Regions from separate parts of the Mus musculus genome. Here all the other regions are linked to region 1. The links are chromatin loops, found by intact Hi-C in ENCODE. Cell type or tissue: heart. All regions are shown on one strand. Each heading gives the region's core, and the rest is flanking DNA. Links, peaks and the distances in the headings are about the cores only.

What was found. A loop is a pair of places that touch in the nucleus more often than their neighbours do. Peaks named below come from ENCODE experiments on the same cell type or tissue, not always from the same donor. Only the 100,000 strongest peaks of a DNase experiment are listed, where the experiment ranks them.
Region 2: it touches region 1 in a loop (4-fold over the local background); 15 of 42 quality-filtered maps call a loop at or near these places.
Region 3: it touches region 1 in a loop (4-fold over the local background); 15 of 42 quality-filtered maps call a loop at or near these places.

Annotation. Positions count from the first base shown.
Region 1 is chr13:91,220,395-91,228,562 of GRCm38, forward strand. Atg10 (autophagy related 10) reads right to left here and starts at 3,593. Exons shown (of 8, transcript NM_025770.3): 1 at 3,545-3,593. It also overlaps the pseudogene Gm17450. In heart, for the core only: no CTCF peak of the experiment used is centred there; a DNase peak (open chromatin) is centred at 3,627; H3K4me3 peaks cover 1,508 bases; H3K27ac peaks cover 1,839 bases.
Region 2 is chr13:91,369,649-91,376,177 of GRCm38, forward strand. A830009L08Rik (RIKEN cDNA A830009L08 gene) reads right to left here. Exons shown (of 3, transcript NR_045161.1): 2 at 3,544-3,708; 3 at 1-1,776. Among named protein-coding and RNA genes, the nearest start is that of A830009L08Rik, 15 kb to the right of the region's middle. In heart, for the core only: a CTCF peak has its summit at 2,741; DNase peaks (open chromatin) are centred at 1,413, 2,703 and 4,663; H3K4me3 peaks cover 1,760 bases; H3K27ac peaks cover 3,513 bases.
Region 3 is chr13:91,362,637-91,369,165 of GRCm38, forward strand. A830009L08Rik (RIKEN cDNA A830009L08 gene) reads right to left here. Exons shown (of 3, transcript NR_045161.1): 3 at 6,354-6,529. Among named protein-coding and RNA genes, the nearest start is that of A830009L08Rik, 22 kb to the right of the region's middle. In heart, for the core only: a CTCF peak has its summit at 3,129 (motif pointing left); a DNase peak (open chromatin) is centred at 2,845; H3K27ac peaks cover 631 bases.

The DNA of each region.
Region 1 (8,168 bases), core at 1,313-6,312:
ATCTGTGACTGCCTCTGTGACTGTATGGAAGTAGAAAAAAGTTCTGGTGGAGGAGTCTGGGGAGCACGTTCAGAAATGGCACCTCACAAGGGGAAACAAAAGAAGGAAGAACAGGTCATCAGCCTTGGACCTCAGGTGGCTGAAGGAGGGAATGTATTTGTTGCCTGCCACATCTTTGCATCCTTCGATGACACCCTGGACCATGTCACGGATCTTTGTGGCAAGCAAACCATCTGCGGAGTGACTGGCAGAATGAAGGTGATGGCTGACCGAGATGAGTCCTCTCCGTATGCAGCCATGTTGGCTGCCCAGGATGTGGCCCAGAGGTGCAAGGAGCTGGGCATCACTGTCCTGCACATCAAACTCTGGGCCACAGGAGGAAACAGGACCAAGACCCCTGGACCAGTCAGCCCTCAGAGCTCTTGCTCGTTCTGAGATGAAGATTTGGTGGATTGAGGATATCACCCCCATCCCCTTGACAGCACTCGAAGGAAGGGGGAGGGGGTCATTGTGGTGGCCGTCTGTGAACAAGACTTCTCAAATTATTTTCTGTTAATAGATTGCTTTGTGTAAGCTTAAAAAAAAAGTAGAAAAAAAATGTGCAGCCCCATACAGGATGTATTTCTGTGTCACTCGTCCTAATATCTTTTTACTCAAGCTTCATATCTTCATGACCAGGATTTATCTTTGTTTTTATATCATTTATGGGTTATAAGTCAGCTCAAATACTTTTGGGACAGACAGGACATGAATTTAAAATTATAAGCAGCACAGATAAAATGGCTAATATAAAAGAAACCTGATAACAAGATAGGAAGAAAAAATAGTGAGCCCTCAATATCATCCTGAGAGATTTGAGACTTTTAAAAGAAAAGGTATAAATAAGAATAAATCATGGCTTTGCTTTCCACAGTGGGTAATCAACTTTATATGAAGACTTCCAAGCTGAAAGAACACAAATAAAATACAATAAAATCAATGATAAACTATACAATCACTGTTTGAAGAATTAATATGGGTTATTGATGTAATAATTAAAAATAGCATTATTTAGCCTTTCCTATGTAAAAAACCATGGTAACTAAAATCCACATAGCATCTTTTAGAGTGTTACTATAATTTTCTCTATAGATGAGAAAGCTGAGATACAGGAAAAGCAGCTGGCTATAGCAGTTAAAGGCAGTAACAGCCAAGAACAGCCAAGACCCACAGCCTATGCTCTGGAGGAAGTAAGATTCCAACTAGTCCAGGAACTATGACTGAAAAGAGCTTTATAGCACTGAAAAAGATGTAGACAGAGCAATCAGGAACCTGGAAATAGGTTGAAACGACTCAGAGTGGATTGAGGACTACAATAAACTCTGGGGAACAGGAAGTAAGCAGGTTACAAGGAGCCTTCACACTCAAGAGAGTCCACTTAAAACAGTAAGCAGTAGCAAACCGTGGTGGGTTCCAGAGCACCAAGAGGCAGATGAAAGCTCTTCTTGGAAAGATAGTGCTCGGTGATATGAAGTCACCCTAACTTCAAGGGCAAGCTTGAAGTAGCCATGCCCCCTTGGCACTACAGACCAGTGACCCAGTGTAGTAAAAGGTCAAGAAGAGCACAATATCCTCTTATCCTACTTTCCAATTGTTTTTATAGCCTGTTGTCAACGTACCATCACCAGGTAATCTCTATAGCTCTTTCTTTTGGATGTTGATTATACTTGTGATTCAAACATAACCTCCGAGGTCCAAAGCACATCTTAAGGCCTCAAGATAATATTTAAATCATCCTCACTCTGAAACTCTCTACTTATGTAAGCTTTACTGTTTTTCCTAAAGGGATGCTTATGTTTCTAAGAAATTTATTGAACGTTAAAAAGTGCTATCAAGATATAATTTGTTCTGGGCATGGTAGTAGATGTTTATGCTCTAGAGGCAACATGATGGTGAGTTCTAGACTAGACTGGACTCAGTAAGACCCTGTCTAAAATATAAAACTGTGGGGGTAGTGTGGTACAGTTGGCAGCATGGTTGCCTAGCCTGCACAAAGGCCTGAGTTCAATTCCCAGCATCACATAAACTGGGCATTGTGTTTAATACACACAGAACTTGGGAAGTGGAGACAGGATCAGCTTAAGGTCAGCCCTAGCTGTCCAGGAAGCTCAAGGCTAGCCTAATCTAGAAAATCTAGACAGGGAAAGATATAATTTTTAAAGCACTGTCTTAGATATCCCCACTTTGTATAGTAAGATCTACACCCTAATCTTGAAATATTCCATATTCAAATGAATCCAGCTTAGAACTATTTACTCTAGTTTCTTCCATTAAAATATAAATAACAACTTTCTGGGTTTTTTTTTTTTTTTTTTTTGCTCATTGAGACAGGATCTAGCCATGCATAGTGCAGGCTAGCCTCAAAATGGAGGTAGCTCTGCCTCTAGCTATGCCAGGCTGGGGTGTGTATAGCCCATTGCCCCACACTTGGGTGAGAGGGATAGGCCATCAAGCTCAGGCATGACGTCTTTAAAACTGCTCTGTGAGACTTTTAACTCCCTTGTTGCTCTGAATTTTTTTTTTTCTGCTAAGTTTTTCATTCTGTGTCATTTTTTCCTGTCAATATCGGACACTTTGGAAGCAATGAGGAGCAATGGTACCTGGAATCCTAAAATAGACTTGAGTCCTGCACAGGGTCTGTGTTCTCCAACCCTAACCATCATAAATGTTCACTTTCATCACCACAGTGGGGGCCACTGTCACATTATAATGACCCAAAGTAAGCCTTTGGAAAAGAACTATTGCACTTAGAAAGAGGAAGCCAATTGTCAAAGAGAACTTAAAACATGAACACAAGCACTGGAGGGAAGCTGATGGCCCCTGTAACCTGAGATGGGGGTCTATAAACTCAGCTTCTCTGAGGAGAGGCTGAGGCAAGAGGCTCAAGATAGGTAAAACAGGCATGAGAGTGCCCACTAGGAATCCCAACACTTGTGTGACAGAGGCAGGGTTGTTTAGAGTTCCAGGCCAGCGTGGGCTACATAGTACAAATCTCTCTCAAAAACAAACCCAAGACTGTTCTGGTTGGTTTGTTTTGTTTTGTTTTGTTTTTTCCTTACAGTTGGAAACAATTTACATCTTGCCGAAAACATGTAACTGCAGAAAATGGGGCTCCATTTTGATTCTGAAACCCTGGGCTTTACTACCAAGATTTTCATAATTATCACTATAGATGCAAGTATGGCTTCTATAAATCAGTTAACTAGTCCTTTATCTCCGCCCCCCTCCCCCACCTTCCCGGTTTTATAGATTATGGGGGGAGGAGGTTGTGTTGGCTGCAAATCTGAAAAGCCTGCCAGTCACTTAACTTCCTTTGTTTCAAGGTCACGTGAGCACATTCCTAGCACAAGGTGGAAAGGTCGCCTGGGCGGCCCGCGCCCACCTCCCAGGCCTGTTACTGGCTGGCCGATCCTCCACCCTTCTCAGGTCCCAGGAGGCGGGCGAGGGCTGCAGGCAGCGGCGGAGGTACCGCCGTGGTTAGGTCGCCGAGGTTAGGTGTACTCACCCCGCTCGCTCGCCCTGACCTGGAGCCGGCGGCGCGCACGGGGCGGAGCGGGGAGGGACGGGGCGGGGCCGGGACCGCAGGAGCGACACGGCAGCGGAGGAGCTCTGCCCGCGCTGCGGTGAGCATGCGCAGTGGGGCTGCACGGTGACGTCCGGGCGAGACCTTCCTGCAACCCGGGCGCCAGCAGCCTTCACTTTCCCGGAGCCTAACCCGCTTGGTGCTCTCGGCCAGGCAGGGGCAACCCCGAGCCAGGGTATCTGCACTCCCTTCCCCACACGCAGTCATTCTAGACGCCTGGCTATAAACAGGGGACTCGTGACAAGTAGAGTGCGAGCCAGGATGAGGGCCGCGAGCATCCCCAAGAGCCTAGAGAGCAGTACCAGCTAAATGAGGTGGTCACTGCCACCCATTTAAGGCTGGGGCGAGAAGTTAGGAATTCGAATGCTAGTAACTGTATCATTTGCAGCACAAAAATCAGAAAATACCAATCAGTAAAATGAAACCAAGAGGCAATGGTAGGGCCAAGGAAAATACCAGAAGATGTAGGAGTCTTAGGGGTTATGGGGACCGATAGAATATCTCAGGAAAAGCATGTCTGGTCCTTTAAACAGTACAGTATTTCTTAGAAAAGAAACAGGCAAAATGAAACTGCTGTCTTCAAATGTGAAAAGGGAAATTTTGGTCTTGAGCAAGTAGTGTAAGATTACCATGTTAAGTAGCTAATAAATTCCTGGGACTCTAGGTAATGGTTTTGCAATTTCCTGTAAGTCCATATTGTTTCGAAATAAAAGGTTAACAGTGTGTGTGTGTATGTGTTCTGAGTTTGTTTTATAATTGGACAGAACATAGATCTGTAGTGACCACTGGCAAAAGATGGGGAAGGGGCTAACTTTAAAAGGGGCTTAGAAGTTAGAAGGATGGTAGAAGGATGGTAGTTTCTGATTGTTGGTTTTATTGATGATTAAACCACTATTTTGTTTGTCAAAACAAAAACCAAAAAAAGTGACATTTTGCCACACACAAAATAGTTTTAAAACAGTTTTGTAAAAATGAACTTTAACTTTTTTGAGCAACTATTAATTAATTGGTAGCACCTAATTTAATTTATTTTTTAATTAGAAGGAATCTGTAGCCTAGGCTAGCCTGGAACTGTAAATACTTCTACATCTAAGTGTTAGGATTAAAGCTTGGAACATCTTAACCTGCTTCTATTTGACGTGTTAGTTTGTTTTGAAGGATAAGAAGTTATTTGTAGGGTATGGCAGCTCATGCTTATAACCCCAGCACTCAGTGAAGTAATAGGGGGTGGTGGCAAGAGGAATTCAAGGCCAATCTGGGCTATAGAGGAAATTCTAGAGCAGCCAAGTCTGCTTTATTATTTTCTAAAAATAAAGTAAAAATTACCAAAAAAAAAAAAAACCTGCCCATGTAAAAATAAGAATCATTAATTTACCATACTATTGTACTCAAAATTTTAGAATACGTACCACAAATTATACCACATTAGCTTAAGCCCGGCATTCTATACCAGAGCCAGTTTCAAATGACATGATTCACCTATGGTAGACAAAAAAATAGGATGTAAGTCACGTCACCTCAGTGCATTTCCCTGTACCACGGTTCTAGTCGGTGTTTGCACACAGCATGGTAAAGTTCCTGAGGGCGTGGTTTCTAGCATCCTTAGATTCATATAAGACTCCAAATGAGTAGTCATTGAATAAAACAATGAAGCAATCACAAAATAAGAGGAGGAAAGCTCAAATGAACTAGCGACTACGACTGCTTACCCGTCATATTTGAATATTCTGCCTCAGCCCCCAAAATACTGATAGTATTTTACCTAACAGGTAAAACACTTGACTGGCCTGTCTGAGGCCCTGAGTTCCACCCACAGAAACAGAGGAGTGTGGACAAGGAGGAAGAGGAGAGAGAAAGAAAATGGAAAGAGTGTGATCTTGAAGCTGCATATGCTCAGTGCACAGCCAAATGCATAACAGAATAAAGCAAGCAAGCCTAGAGAGGAGAGACGGCTGATTTCCAGTTTGCCAGGGCAGTCGAGAGGAGACATGAAAACACACTGTATAGGAAGCATGCTCCGGTAGCGAGCCTGTACATTGATGCTCGATTGTGTGGCTGCATGATGCTATATGTCTAACAAAACCCATAGCCGGGCAGTGGTGGCGCACGCCTTTAATCCCAGCACTTGGGAGGCAGAGGCAGGCTAATTTCTGAGTTCGAGACCAGCCTGGTCTACAGAGTGAGTTCCAGGGCAGCCAGGGCTACACAGAGAAACCCTGTCTCAAAATAATAATAATAATAATAATAATAATAATAATAATAATAATAATAATAAATAAGTAAAAATTTAAAAAAACAAAACTGAACACCACTGAAAACAAATCCACAGGTCAATTATGGACCATGTGAATATTGATATACAAAAATTGGTACATCGTTTGGGTGAAATTCTTTCTATATGTGGAATGAGAAAATTCTGTGCTAACTGTTCAATTCACTGTAAGCCACTTTTTTTCTACAAAGAAATTAAGTCTTTAACTAAGAAAATGATCCTGCAAACCAGGTGTGGCAGCTGCTACCTGCTCATCATAGCATTCAGACAGCAACCCATGCTGCTGCGAGTGGGAATCCAGTCTAGTCTACACAGCGAGGACCATGTTCTTTGTTGTAACCTACAGAATTAGCCACAGGACTGACATTTGTGGGTTTGAACTTCTTACTGTTGTCCTTACTTCTTGTGTCCGGCCGGCAGATCACAGCCTGGGTTCTAGCCTGGAAAGGCATTTTGGAAACCTGGAAGAGAAGAGGGGCTAGGCGATGAGAAAAAGAAATGCAGCTAAGACAGGCATTCTGATCAAAGCTCAATTTTACTGTTCTGCACGCAGTTATGAAGCAGGGGAAGGGGGCCGATTCCCGCCAATTAATCTTGGAGTCCAGTAGCAGGGTGACCACGTGTATGGCTCCAAACAGCAAAGCGGCAGGTTCCAGCAGTGGGCGTGGCAGAACGATTGAGTGGGAAGCTCCACCCCTGAGCAAGCAGGTTTCAGGCTGGGGGAGGGGAGACTACAGTTACTGTCTTCTGTTATTGGATATATTTTTGGGCCCAGGCTGACTTGGAATTCACTAAATAGCCAGCTTACCATGGACAAACACATGTGAGCAATCCTCCTGCCTCAGTCCCCAAAACATTTGGCTCGAGGATCTCATTTTTGAGGGTCTAGTTTGTACTAGGAAAATCATCTTGTATACCAAACCCTATTTGAACAACTTAAATAATGATCAGACTATCTAGTAAATGCTGCCTATGTTCTATTTCAAGGGACATTTTTCTCTTTCAAGCACTTGAAGATAGTTTAGAACTGAGTTGTCGTTCATCCTGGAGGAACTCGATGTTTTGAAAGGCTCACTCTAGTAGTTAAAAGATTTATAGAAGCCATACTTGCATTTGTAGTGATAATTATGAAAATCTTGGTAGTAGCTGGGCGTGGTGGCGCATGCCTTTAATCCCAGCACTCGGGAGGCAGAGGCAGGCAGATTTCTGAGTTCGAGGCCAGCCTGGTCTACAAAGTGAGTTCTAGGACAGCTAGGGCTATACAGAGAAACCCTGTCTCAAAAAAACAAAAACAAAAAACAAAACAAAAACAAAACAAAAAAACAAAAACAAAAAAAAAAGAAAGAAAATCTTGGTAGTAAAGCCCAGGGTGGTCACAGTCTTTCAGAATCAAAATAGAGCCCCATTTTCTACAGTTACATGTTTTCGGCAAGGTGTAAATTGTTTCCAACTGTAAGGAAAACAAAACAAAACACCAACCAGAACAGTCTTGGGTTTCTTTAAAAAAACAACTAGTTCTGCAACTAGGAACTGGCCATAAAGAATATTCCAGTTGGGTTCAGACTTTACCAAATGGAGGAACAGATCCTCTAACTATGTAGGCACAATGAATGATGACGGAGAAGAAAGAGGATGCTATAAGAGTTGTCCAGTCCTATTATAACTACATGGGTTGTTAGAAGGCTGAAAGTGGAGTAAAGCTCTCCATAGCTGAGGAGTGCTGTGTGTGTGTGTGTGTGTGTGTGTGTGTGTGTGTGTGTGTGTGTAACACATGACTGTTTTCTACTATGAGTTCTTTAATTATTTACACTGTTCAGTGTATGATAAAGAGAAGGCAAAGTGCTCACCATATAAACTTGTTTCTGATGCTTGCTCAATGCACAAAGAACATACCGAGCTTCTCAGAGTCAGATATTGAGTCTGGCCACTGAGGAAATGCTGGAGTTTTACTTGGCTGATTGCTCAGGGTCTCCTAGTGCAAATGCTCTACAGAATGATGTAGCCATCAGTGGACAAAATTCAGCATTGAAAAGACCAATAAGGAACTACGGTGCTTTCCAAGAGATTTATGAATTCCACTTGTCTCAACGAAGCTGCTTAGCCTGAGGTTACTGGCAGATGCGATGCTTGGCCTGGAGATTGCACCAGTCTGAAATATCCTTGGATCCAGTCAGGCACACTGGGTTGTGGTCAGCAGCGGAGGGTTAGAGGACAGCAGTCAGCATGATATGAAAAAGACTACAAATGTGAGCTGTAACCTTGTCACTTCACTAC
Region 2 (6,529 bases), core at 622-5,621, 150 kb after region 1:
TTTCTAAACACATAGTCAGCAGACCAGCAAGAAGAAAAACTTAGCTCCTGGCTCTCTAAGTGGATTCAACTTCCTCCCCGTTCCAGCAAGGGTAGAGTTGGATAATTTCTCTTCGGAGATGTTTATTTCCACTCAAATTTATTTTTGAGGATAGGGAAGAATACTGCTGTCTCTTCTGTGGATACGACTCCAATTCAAGGAGCCAGGCTTTGGTCTGCCCACTGTTGAGACACTGGACCCTTGTGGTTACCCGTGTATAACCTTGGAAATGGGGGGGTATCACCCCCATTATCTAAGGTCCTGGATTTGAATGCAGTAGCTCTAGCCCCCAGAAATTAAATCCAAAGTCAGGATCAGCAACTCCTTTCATCAGCCCCTTGCTGGAAAAACTGTGGTGCCCAAGCTTCAAGAAGGCCCATTCCCTCTCAGTTCTTTCAGGCCCACCCAAACTGAGCAGGATGGAATGTCTAAACGTATGTATGAAAGGGAAAGGGTTCATCCCAGCTGCCTTGTCCACTCCTCACCCTAGCTTTGGGGGTAGCACCAAGCATCTAAGTGGGGAGCAACTGTAAACCACAAACACCCAAACCAGGTGCCTGGCAACTTAAACTATAGAGGAGAGCTGAAAGGGCACGGAGTCTGAAGTTTAGAGAGTTCATCTTGGTATCTGAACAGACCCACTAAGGACAGAAATGGTTATATCCCAGGATTCCCCTTGTGTGGCAGTGTGAAGTCTCAAAATTCATTTTATGACCTCAACGCCCTTTATTCCGAAAAAGGTTTAAACGTCCTGTAAGAGTTTTAAATGCACAGTGGGCATAGGCGGTGGGGAGGCACTCTTCTACTTTGCCTAGCCACTGCTTTCAAATAACCTTTGTGGCGGGGCTAGGATGCAAAGCCACCTTCGCCCAACTGGTGCAACCTCAAAAACAAGCGGAAGCCAACAGGCTGCAGGACCAATCTGCCGCTCGGCCCCAGTTCTCTCTGCAAGCCCTCCAGCCTCCAGCCCCAAGTGCCCCGCAGCCCCTTTCTCACTGCCCACTCGAGCAGGTCCCTGCCCCCCGCCCCAACCCAGCCTCTAGAAACCCACAGTCGCTCTCAGAGCCCACCAGCAAATTCCCAAAAGCCCCCAGCCTTTCCAGGAAAGAGAGAGGGGGGAAAAAAAAAGACCATGACATCACGGGCAGGTTTATTTGGGTTTGTTTGTTTGCTTGTTGGCTCGATTAAATACTCGTGGAAGGTGAACGTACCCCACACAGGAGAAGTTTGATGTTGACAAACTTCTGGTGGCAGCGAGACTGTGTCAGCACAACTTCCGGGATAATGAGAGCTGCTTTGCAGGGAGCGCGGCAGCGGCGGCGGGAGGCTGCCACAGGACGGAACAGCAAATGCTATTCAGCCCGAGCAGTTTCAAGCCGCCCGAGCTGGGGAATTACTGTAGTCGAGCTTCGGCTCTTACCACCGGCGCTGGATCTGGGCGCGCGTTAGGGGGGGAAGCTGCAGGCACAGGGCGCCGAGAGGGGAGCTTTCAAGTTACTTTGCTCCTTGCCTGCACCCGGCAGAGGCTTGCAGGCTGCGTGGTAACTGCAAACATCTTGTTCCCTGCTTCTTTGGGCGGCTGCCCTGGAACCAACCAACTTTTCTCTCCCCCAAAACTCCCTCTTTGTTTCAAATAGGACTCTCCAAAATTTATTCTTGGGAAGACTGACAGCCGGGGTCAAGAAACAGCTGTTGAAGTTAATGTTTCTTCCTCCCACTTCGTCTGATGGTTGTGCCCTGCCAAGACAAAGTGAGAGGCACTGCCTGGTGGCTTCTTTAAACAGACATGCATTTAGCCACCCCCCAAAAAAATGTTTTAAAATGAGGCGGGGAGGGGCACGGGGGCAGTATATTTTCCTGCCTCACATACAATCTGATCAGAAATGCAACAGCATGTGTCTTTCAACTTGTGTTGATTACTTGCTGAAAAGATGCAGCAGATTTTAGTTTTGAGCACTTTGGGCATCAGGGGTGGGGATGAAGGTAGGGGTGATTGGCACTTTACATTTTAGTAAAGGGGATTTTTTTTCCCTTCGGGCCAGACCCACTTGACCCTCTAAGAGACAGAATGGCCTGGGAGAGGGAGAAAAGAGTTTTACTCTTTGGCAAGATGAAGTCACAATGGAAAATTCAAATTGTTGTGCACAACCAGAGCTGGCATAGAACTTGAGCAACCATTTTTATTTGGAGATGACCATAGCCTAGCTTAGGGTGCTACTGTGTCCTAATATCTTTCAGTTCTTCTTTCAGACCAGGGGCTCCTCTTCCTTTCCCTAACACAAGTTGGTCGTCACCCAGAAGGTATTCTAGAGCAGGGGGCTCTCTTCAGGGTGAAGGTGGACTAGGTAACCTTGCATCTCTTGACATTCAGAGAGCTGAAGGGTTGTGAAAGGACTGCTCAGGACTGCTCAGGACTGCCCTCCTGAGAGTTGCCATGCCCTGGCTGAGCAGTGATGTAGATGGGTGAAGGGGAACGCCATTCTTCCCACACCGGAGAACTAACCACTGTGCCACCTGGCTTGTTCTCAGTAGGGCTCGTTGGGTCAGATCCCACGAAGACTTAAAAGGCTCCCTCTACATCACCAGGTTATTCCATCACCACATGGCAATGCAGCTCCGCCACAAACTGCTATTGCATCAGCCCCAGGGATATTTTAGGAAGCTCTCAAGCTGGGTCCAGCAATGCAGGCATCAGGACCGCACTGCCAAAACCAGAGCTGCTGGACAGGTGGCCGCAGTGCCTTCTCTATTCTCTGTCAACCCTGTGCTCTCTCTTCAAAGCAGGCCGGTCTGCTTGGGGGCTTCCTTCCCCTCTCTCTGCCTGGATTCAGACCCAGGAGGAGATAACCTATCAGCCACTACCTTTGTTTTTCCTCCAGCCCCTTTGCTGTGTTCCAGCCCTTTTTCTGATGTTCTCGCCATTTCTGCCTATCAGGGGCACCCAGAGATCTTTAGTAGTATTTGTTCCATACTATCTGAAAATGAACTGGCTATACTCTGAGTCACAGCACCATACACATAGCCTCTAGCTTGGATGCTTGTACATCACAGGCTGCTTTGACTTACATGAACTTTTCTCTCCCCACCCCACCCCCGCCCCACCCCCAACCGTTTCCCTCCCAGCTTGTCTAGTACCAGGGTAGTGGCCAAGAGTCAGTAGACCCTTAGTAAGCACCCTGTTTTCCTGGTCTCTGCTAAGGCAATCCAGGAGACAATTGACTTAAATTCCTTCCGCTTTTTTGTTCTTCCTCAGAGAGACCAAGGCTCAGCATTTAGCAGGGCCGAAGCAGACCCCCTCTCATTCTGGGGTTGTAATTCTCTATTGCTGGCTCCTGTAGTTTTATTATGGGCTCCCTTTTTCTAAGATGGCAGACACAAACCGTTAGTGTGGAGGCCTGAAGCACTACTCTTTAAAAAGGCTTCCTTGTGTAGAAATGTAACCTTAGGGCAAAGTAGGCTCAGCTCCAAGAAAGGCACATTTATCCTGCCACTGGGAACACAAACCTGAGTCTAACCTCTGGATGGTTCTAAGGGCTGGAACTGTGAGCCTTCATGAGGCAGCATGCCTTCTGTCTGAAGATGGGGTTCCTGTGTTTTGGTAGGTGGGGGGACAGGAGAAGGGAGCAACGAAGGTGGAGGTCCTTCCCTGGGCTGTCCAAGGAACTCTACCTGCAATCAAAAGAAAAGAAATGTGTTTTAATGAATGACTCCCCAAATCCAAAAGTTCCAAAAGCTCTGATAACTCTATATCTGAGTCAGGGCATCCCAAGGTGGGTGATGTTTGTACTGCTTGCCTGTCCTTAGCATCCCAAGTGGAATGGCCCTGAACCACTCTGAGGATCTTGTCTGTTTTTGATGGTTTGGGGTTAGAACAATTTTTCCAAAGGTGACGATAAAAAGACACAGACTCCCAATTTACCACAGAGGCTATCGGATTTAAATCAGATAGTGTCATTAAGAGATTCACTGGCTGAGTCTTTTTCCAAACAGATCGACTGTGAACGAAGTATGGTGAGGTCAAGAATCTAGCAACTTAAGTCTGGAGTTGCTTTTCTCCCTGTGTCTTGTAAATGCTCACTTACACTTTCAAAAGCAATAGTAATCACAGCGTGGCTTATCAGATGGACATTTTACCATTAATGATCTCATGTAGACAGGTGTAAAACTGGAAGGCGGGTATTTTCTCTGTAGGAATTTGGGCTCTGCCTGGGTTAAGGGAAAGCAAGATATACCTAGTTAGAGACGATGAATTTGGGATCAGAAGTGGTAAGAAAGACCTGAGTACAGTTCCCATGAAATCTACATTGGATATGGGTACTCACCCTCATAGCCCCAAGAGCTGGAGTTATCAGAAGTCAGCACAGGCTTCTAGTCCATGCTTTTGAGAATATTTTCTCAGAGAAGGAAGATCACGGACAGTGAGGGAAGTAGAAAAGAGGACAGTTCCTCAGATGGCATTTGAGATTGCAGAAGGTGGACAGAAAGAAAGATGCACCTGGAATTATCTGCCCCTTTTTTCCTTAAGTGTAGGCAGGAGTTTAACTTGAGTTAAAAGGCTCCCTGTTATGTCTCTGTTGGTTTCTCCTCCAGCCACCCCATCCACACTCCAGTTCTGGTTTTGGGCAGAGCTGTAATTGCCCTTTGTATGGGATCACATGAAATCCTGTGCTGGTTTGCTAATGTGGGAAAATGTCTACTACAGAGGCGAAGACCACCAAACTAGTTTCATTACTACCCAAGGTGCACGTAAATCCAGCCCTTTAGTGGTGGGCGACTGGCCCAGCTCACTCTTCCATGGTGCTCATTAAAATGTTATTTACATTTTACAATAAGGTCTCAAGCCATGAGTTGGGACTTTTTTTTTCCCCCTCTTGGCAAATAGAAAGGAATACTTCTGTGACATCGGGGCTGCAAAGTTTTAACTTTTGCTCTGGTCCTGCTGGTGATTTGCAAATCAAGGTCATATCCTTTTGGAGGGAGCTTTCTCCCATTCCAGCTCAGAGAAGTTGTGAGGGAGGCAGAACAAACAAGAAGTCTGTGCTCACAGACGTATGCTTACCAGCCAAAAATATTTTGACTTTTACTTTTCTCTTAGAAATGAATTTAATGTTTATCAAGAGAATAAGAATCATGAATGCTGAAGAAAGCATGTCGTCTGCTCAGAACCTGGATGGGTGGTGGAGGCCCTTCTCTCACACCCACCACTATAGGGCCACATGTCCCACTCATTTGGGGACAAACCATGTTCTCTAGATGCTTATCTCAAGAAGTCAAATCAAATTAACATTTTAATGATGTGTTTCTGGCATTTTTAATGAGAAGGATAAGTCTTGTAGCATAAAGCAATGAAACTAAATACATTTTTTTTAAAAAAATATGTATATAAATGTATCTTTGCTGGCTCTGGAAATTAAGTTTCCTTGAGTTCTGAGACAGTAAAGAGCTTGCAGAATCTATAAAACCATAGGATGTTTCACCTGTCCAAGACAAGCATTAAGAATTACTTCAAGAGCCAGTTTGAGAAGTTTTCCCTGATATCCTTGGGAAGTCATTTCTCAAATGGCAATAGGCCAAACATCTAAGACCTCTGGAGATACTTGACATCTTGCCATGTGCCATCACAATCAAGTCCTAGATGCAGTATTCTCGTCTGAGTTTCCCTGACTGCCGGTAAGGGGCATGTGTGGAATAGTAAATGATACAACTTGGTGTTACGTGAGACTCTAGCACGCCTAACTCCATTCTCAGGGAGACAACATGGGGGAAATGCATCAAAGACAGCATCACCTTCCCTTGTCAACTACCTGGTGACACCTGGTGGAAGGGCCACCTCCCTCCTATGGCTTGTAATTTCTGAGATGGTCTGTCATGGCTATATGAAGCTCTCAGTTGAAAACAATGAGCCCTTTCTCAGCATCACAATGGTGGACCACAAGGTCAACTACAGAGAATTTTTTTAAAAGAAAAATTTAAAAGGAAGCAACCAACTCACTGACCCAAGAGAGCTTTTATTACAAAATAATAATTTCAGATTCTGGCAGTTACACAGACAGTCAGCTTACCAAGTGCTGGCTCCTCTAAAAGATCGTAGTAATGTAATACAGTGTTTTATGTCTTTCTAACTAACATGTAAAAGTTACCTTGATGTTTCTGTTCAAAGAAGGTATACTATGCTGCAGATACATTTATATGTATCTAGCATCTTCAAATATTCAAATATATTCAGAGGCCATCAACTTCATACATCTAATTGTAACTTAAATATGACTATAATTATACAGTTATCTAAATATAATCATACATATTCATAAATGCCACCATTTTTTGGTACTAGAACTAGTTTAGTAGTAAACTCATTTGTTTGTTTTATTTTTCAGACCATTTCCCCAAAGAAACAAACATAATATCGGAGGATTTACTACATATGTGACAAATAGAGACACTATCAGATTTTTCTTAAGAAGTAAATATCAGGTGGATGGCCAGGCCT
Region 3 (6,529 bases), core at 622-5,621, 140 kb after region 1:
ATGTTCTTTAGCAATGCTTATACTACTGCAGAAAAAGCAGGAAGTTTATGTGCATAAAATCATGTCCACTTCTTCAGGATCATGTCTTTTATCACAGTGAATGACAGAGAATTCTAGGTTGGCTGCCTAAAAACCAGTGTGATGCCCTTGTACAGCCCACCTCACTCTAATAAAAAAATAATAATAACCCACACCACTTAAACCTTTTCATTCATTTAACAAGTGTTATATAGCACTTAAAATACGCTGTAGACTTTGCTGGTTCGTGACATTCATAAAGATAAGTAAATCACAGCGTTTGGCTGGCCTGGAAGAGCTCCTGAGACAAACCGTTGCAGCCTCTTGTCTTGTTACAGCGCTGGAACCCGGAGTAGCTGTGTTTTGTGGGAGCCCAGAGAACAGTAAGCTTCCCCGGGGAAGTGGGATGAGGGGGCTTCCCACAGAAGATACCATCTGCAGTGTGCAAGGAGGACTGAACTGCAACACTCCCATCAGAAAGGTGTGTTCTCAGCTTGGGAACAACAGGAGCAAAGCTGTGCTAGCGAGTGCTGGAAATCCTGTCTAGGGAGCTGAGCCAGGAAGAGGAGGCAGGCTTTATGGCCCTTCATAAAGCAAGGATGGAACCAAATCAATTTCTTAAAACCAGCTTCAAAGCTCTAGAGAGGCCGTGTAGGATCGCAGCTACTTATTGCTTTTTCTTTTAAGAAATTGTTTTTTGGATTTTCATGTCCGTTCATTTAGAGATATTCTATCGGTTGGTTTGAGTGTTTAGAAATGATTTTCAAATACCATCCAGATCAACACTAGATAAACCCAGCAACAGGGCCTAGCTTTGAGATTTCTTTTCACCTGTTCACCGAGGTCTCAAACAAGAACAGTGTGTAGAAACCACGGAATGGCTTCCTAATACAATCTATGAGTTAACTCAAGGAGTCTGCCCAATGAAGGAGAGGTTAAGTGACTTGATTCGAGCACACTGATTTGAGGCATCTTGTCCCTTTCCTGTTTTGCAATCGAATTTTCCCACACAACCAGATCTAGGCATGAGGTCTCACCTGCCTGTGCCCATTTTTCTATCTGTAAGATGGAGTTAGCACATTTAAGTACTTAGAAAGCTGAATTCTGAAATCTTTGGCTACTGTGGTTATTAGTGGACATATTAGGACATTTCAGTAACCCTCTCCTGCCAGCTCTACCAACATGAAATCCATCTTATCTGAAGGTAAACAGAAAGAAAGGCATCCCACCAAGAGATTATAAAGCTTCCAAAAATAGCAGAAGAAAGGAAAGTCTATTTTTCTCATGAGTTAAAAAAAAAAAGGAGGAAGATATTTTTCTTAAACTATGTGTCTGTGGCTCTCAGAATTTAGCACATGTAAAAAGCACTTATGAGATCTCCTAAAAACAAATCCCTAAACAGAGTCCTCTCTACCACATAGTCAGGATCTGATTTTAGGTCTGACTTGGCCTGCTTGGTAACTCGGGGTCTCACCATGGACCCAGACTGGTCTTATCTGCTGTCTCAGCCTAGGAATTGCTGAGCTTACAGGCTTGTGCCACCATGACTGTCTGGTAGCTGTTTTCAAAGAAAAGGAAAAGCATTTCTCCAGTTAGCCATGGGAGCTGCCAGCTGAAGTCTTCCATTACTCAAGCCCAACTGGAGCCCATACTTGATTCTCTTTCTTGTTCTGTTGGCTCCAAACCATTGCCTATATTCATTCCTCCATGTCCACAAATTTCTGAAACTGCCTGTTTATCTTCCTTTAGGAGTAGGGAAGAATGGCTTCCCACCTTTTCATCCTTAAAGAAGAGCCACAGTGGCTCATAGCAATAGCAGGGATGTGTTATAGTGTGGGAGGTGGGTGGCCTCCCAGCCTTTCTTGGTTATCTCGCTGCTGTCCTGAGGCCTTTCTGTGTCTGTGTGTATGTGTGGGGGGATGTCTGTATGTCTCTATGTGTTTGTCTCTGTGTGTGAGCCTGTGTGTGTATGTGTGTTTCTGTGTGTGTGTCTGTGTGTGTGTGTGTGTGTGTGTGTGTTTGTCTGTCTGTCTGTCTATATGTGGGTGTCTGTGTGTGGGTGTCTCTCTGTGTACTTGTATGTGTGTCTCTGTCTGCCTGTGTATGTGTATGTCTGTGTCTGTATGTGGGTGTCTCTGTGTGTATGTATGTCTGTATGTGTGTCTCTGTGTGTTCTTGTGTGTGTGTGTGTGTGTGTGTGTGTGTATGTCTGTGTGTATATATCTGTGTGCGTGTCTATGTCTGTGTGTATTTGTGTGTGTCTCTCTGTGTGTGTCTGTGTCTGTGTGTGTTCCCTTATAAAATTAGTGTAAGAACTGAAAAGGAGAAATGAACTAATAGGATGGAAAGATTTTCATTCCTCTCTCAAAGAAGCCTCTCAGCTGGGCGCCCCAACATTTTATAGACATTACACAGCAGAGGGGCACTGGGGAACCCTGACCTTTGGACCCACTCGGCTCTCAGGGGTGCATGAAACTGATACACTAAGCTAGTCTGAGACATCCTATGTCACTGAAGGATACCACGCCAAGGTTTTCTCTCCAGCATGATGATGCTCTATCTCTCTCCTGCTTCCCTGAGGTGGGCCACTGGGTGTTGTCCACTCCTGGGACTGGATCCTACTTCCAGCCCCACCTCCCATAGCTCCACTTCCAGGCAGCAGGAGGCCTGAGGCTCCATCCCCACTGCTGGTGGGCTGATCAGACCTAGTGAGACAGTGCCCTGGACTGCTTGGTTCTGCTCTTTCCCAATCTGTTCAACTCACTTGCCTGCTGCCAAGACTGCTCTTTTCTGCTGGCTCTGAACCAGTAAGTGCCCTGGGCAGGGACCCAGCCTCTGGAGCCATGCCCAGTGCTTGGTCCAGTGCTTGGCCCACTGCCCAGGAGTCGTCAAGAGTCTGGTCTGGGTATGTGTCCTTTCAGCTGCTTGTCCTATAGTCTTCTCCTTGGAGTGGTAGGATGGGAGACATCCATCCTTGTCATTTTTAGCCTACCCCAAAGCTTCTTTTTGCCCTTACAATAGAAATGGGCCTGATGTAGTTACAGGCACTAGCTAATTGGGGTTCTGGGACTTTTAAAGGCATTGGGGGATTCATCGTGAGCCCTCTAGTGTTCATAAAATGTTTTAGAGGGCTTTGGGGCCCTGAGTGGTGGATTCTCCAGGAACCACAGCCTGTGTGTAGCCTCAGTTTGAATGCCTATTCTAGAACATCTCTACCCTTGAGATCATTTGGTAAAAATAACCTTTCTGAGATGGGATATTGGGGAAATAAATAAAGGCTACCTTGGGCCTTAAAGACCATGTGAGTGGCCATCAAAGCAGACAATCTGTGTCCCTAGGGTGGTATCCACCACTCCACAACCACATACTGGAGCTCCAGAGGAGGCCCGATGAGACAAAACTCTGGAGGTGGGGGTGCTTTGTAATGATAGAGAGAAGAGACAAGGAAAAGATTTACAAGGCTCCCAAGCACAGAGACTCGATACACACACACACACACACACACACACACACACACATTTGAAAGAAATCAGGAAATTATAGAAAATAAACATTCTATGTAGCCACTAGGTGGGTGGCCATCGCATGTGCTGCAGACCTCAGACATTTAAATCAGAGCAGCCTAAGCCTTCCATATCTAATTCCCAGAGGCCATCTTGAACTGAGTTAGTATTGTTTATTAACAAAACCAGAACTTCTTTTTTTTCTTTCCTAAAAGCGGCACTTGGCTTTCAGACATAAATCTATATGGAGGAAATATAACTTTTCCCCAAAATCATAAGCAAGATTTTTTCGGAACTCTGTTTCCACCTGTAAACAGCAGGATACCCAGTCTGGGTTTTTAGAAAACAAGTCTAGGTTGCAGAAAAGACAATTAGAAAAAAAAAAAATCTCATTTTACCTTATATTCAGCAGATTTGGAAAGAAAGAACTACAGGACCCCAAAACACATCGCATGCTCAAAAATAATTGCCAGAGTGAGAGACCAGCACAATCTCTGACTTGGGCACATCTGACACAGTGGCATGCCTCCCAGTTATCTCAGTGACAAGTCCTGGGCAAAGTGTCACGTGGAGCATTATTCATCTAATCCCCACTTTGCTATGAACTGGAGATACTTTCCACATTCCACTCTTCAAACGTCACTATAAAGTCTTTAAGTCACAGGAGTGAAATTAAACATCCTGCCATGGGCAATGGGAATCGAAACTATGACCCCCCTAGTCTAGGATGCAAAGCCTAGCTTCATTCCAGACCAGTTCCAGATGAAGTTAAGTCCAAGCTGTAAACTTCCCTTTACTATCTTCATGGTCAAAGAAAGTTCATGACAACTTTAGAAGGGAAAATGGCTACTCTGCTAGTGTGGTTACTAAGACATCAAACTATAATTATTATCAAGAGTTTGCTAATTTATTTAGGATTTTAGAGTATCTCCTATCTAATCTTATCATACAACGCATTCTTGGCTAAACACATAAATTATGTATCAACACAGGTTTGAGGGTTTTTGTTTTTGTTGTTGTTGTTGTTTGCTCCTGTTGTTTGTTTGTTTTGTTTGTTTTTTGTTTTTTGAGCTGCAGCAGCAAGCCTTAGACATGTGAAAACATGTTACAGGATAGACATCAAGAGCAGCTGGAATAATCTCAGATTAAACCTGGCATCTTCTCAAACAAGCACCTTCACCTAGCAGGTAGCACTAAGCACTGCTTACGGAGAACAAGCAGGAATCACACAGAGCCCGGCACACAGAGCAGGGTGCATCAGTGTCAAACATACGGAGATTTGGATTCAATAAGTTCCAAACAGAAGCAAGAATCTCCGTTCCTTCCTCCAGCCCCTCCCTCTCTCATATCCCACCCTGCTCCCAACAGGGAATGAAAATTTTGACCTAAATTTGCTAGCTTGTTGAAAATGATTCTATCTTTCTTGTTACAAACTCACTTGAAGAAAAACTGTAGAATTTTGAACTTAGAGAACCAAAAATTATCTTAAAAGAATGGATTTTTGATCATTTAAATTCACATCATATTTCTTTTCCTTTGTCTATCTGGTGTTCAATGATTTAAAAAAAAAAAAAAAAATCTAGCCTAAAGCTAACCAGCAATCTGCCTAGAAAACTTGTCTTAACAAGCTAGGAAAAAACCAAAACCAACAACAACCAAAACAAAACGAAACAACAACAGACCAATAGCCTTACCTCTGTTACAGAAGAAATATACACAAGTATTAACTTTATACAAACAAGGTTGAAATGGGTGGGGTCCTTTTATTGACGTCCAGTTGTCACTGTCATTGGGAAATGTTACAGGCAGCTTCCAGTGTGTGTAGATAAATTAGGACGAGTGGAAGTGCTGAGTAACGATGCTACTTTCTGTATACCAGCTATAAACGAAGGCCTGAAAACCCTGAGCCATGTACTTGAACCGCTAAAACAAGGGGGGAGGGGAGCCCAGAAAACTAAGAGAGAAACATGTTGAGATGGGAAATTAATGAACAGAAATGGCATTCAGGCATGTCAAAAGATAAAACAGATTTAGTTTTTGGAAAGAGATCTAAACCTAGTAAACAGGGCCAAGTCTCATGAATTGCAAAAATTACATCATGTACAATCATTTTAGCAATAAATTTATTTTAACCATCGATAACTAAAGGTGGTTATTTTAGGAGAACGGAGTCAATACATTTGTTTTCCTGAAGCAGGCAGGGGCAGTATTGTGCTACTCCTGAACTTCATAAATATTCATTAATTTTTAAAGCACTCTGGTTAGCTTTGGCTATTAGCTATACAGATATTTTGCCCTTAAATAAAAATAATTACAATAATTTCATTATTTAAAATGTAACTAGCAAAACCAAAAAAAAAAAAAAAGACTATACTTTCATTAGTAAAGTATATAATCATTAGAGAATATATATATTTTTTCAAAGGATTCTGTTCTAATTGAATTCCTGGGGTAAAATTCTAATAACCATACTGACTAAAATAACCTAAATGTAACCGAAAGTAAATTGAAAATACTTTTTAAGTCTTTTTTTCAAATGAATCTCCACTTTCAAGAATACCATAGTGACCCAATTACCTGTGACGGGACCCAGTTGTTTGCCATTCTTCTGCATTGCACCCCCAGTATTTCATAGTAGACTGTCTTCACAAGCCCAGTGCCTCCCATCCCCAAAGAATCCAGTGAACGGTTAGTGATATTTACCTTACAAAGTAACCAAAGCCAGATGCGCACAGAGCTCACGTCGCTGAATAAAGAAATTGTTTCCTTGTGATCACTCTTGAAGGAGAAACAGGAAACTATGGAAATTATTCTAGTGAAACTAGGAAATCGAAGACAGAAACGCCAACTAGTTTTATTTGTAAATAAACCCAACTGTATGAACCATGCATACCTTATTCTGCTAAAGCCCTTCAGCCTTTATAAATCAGGCTTTTTACACTATGACAGATTAACAACCAGGAGGAAATATTCCTGCATATGGAATCATAGATGGAGTCCTCCACCTC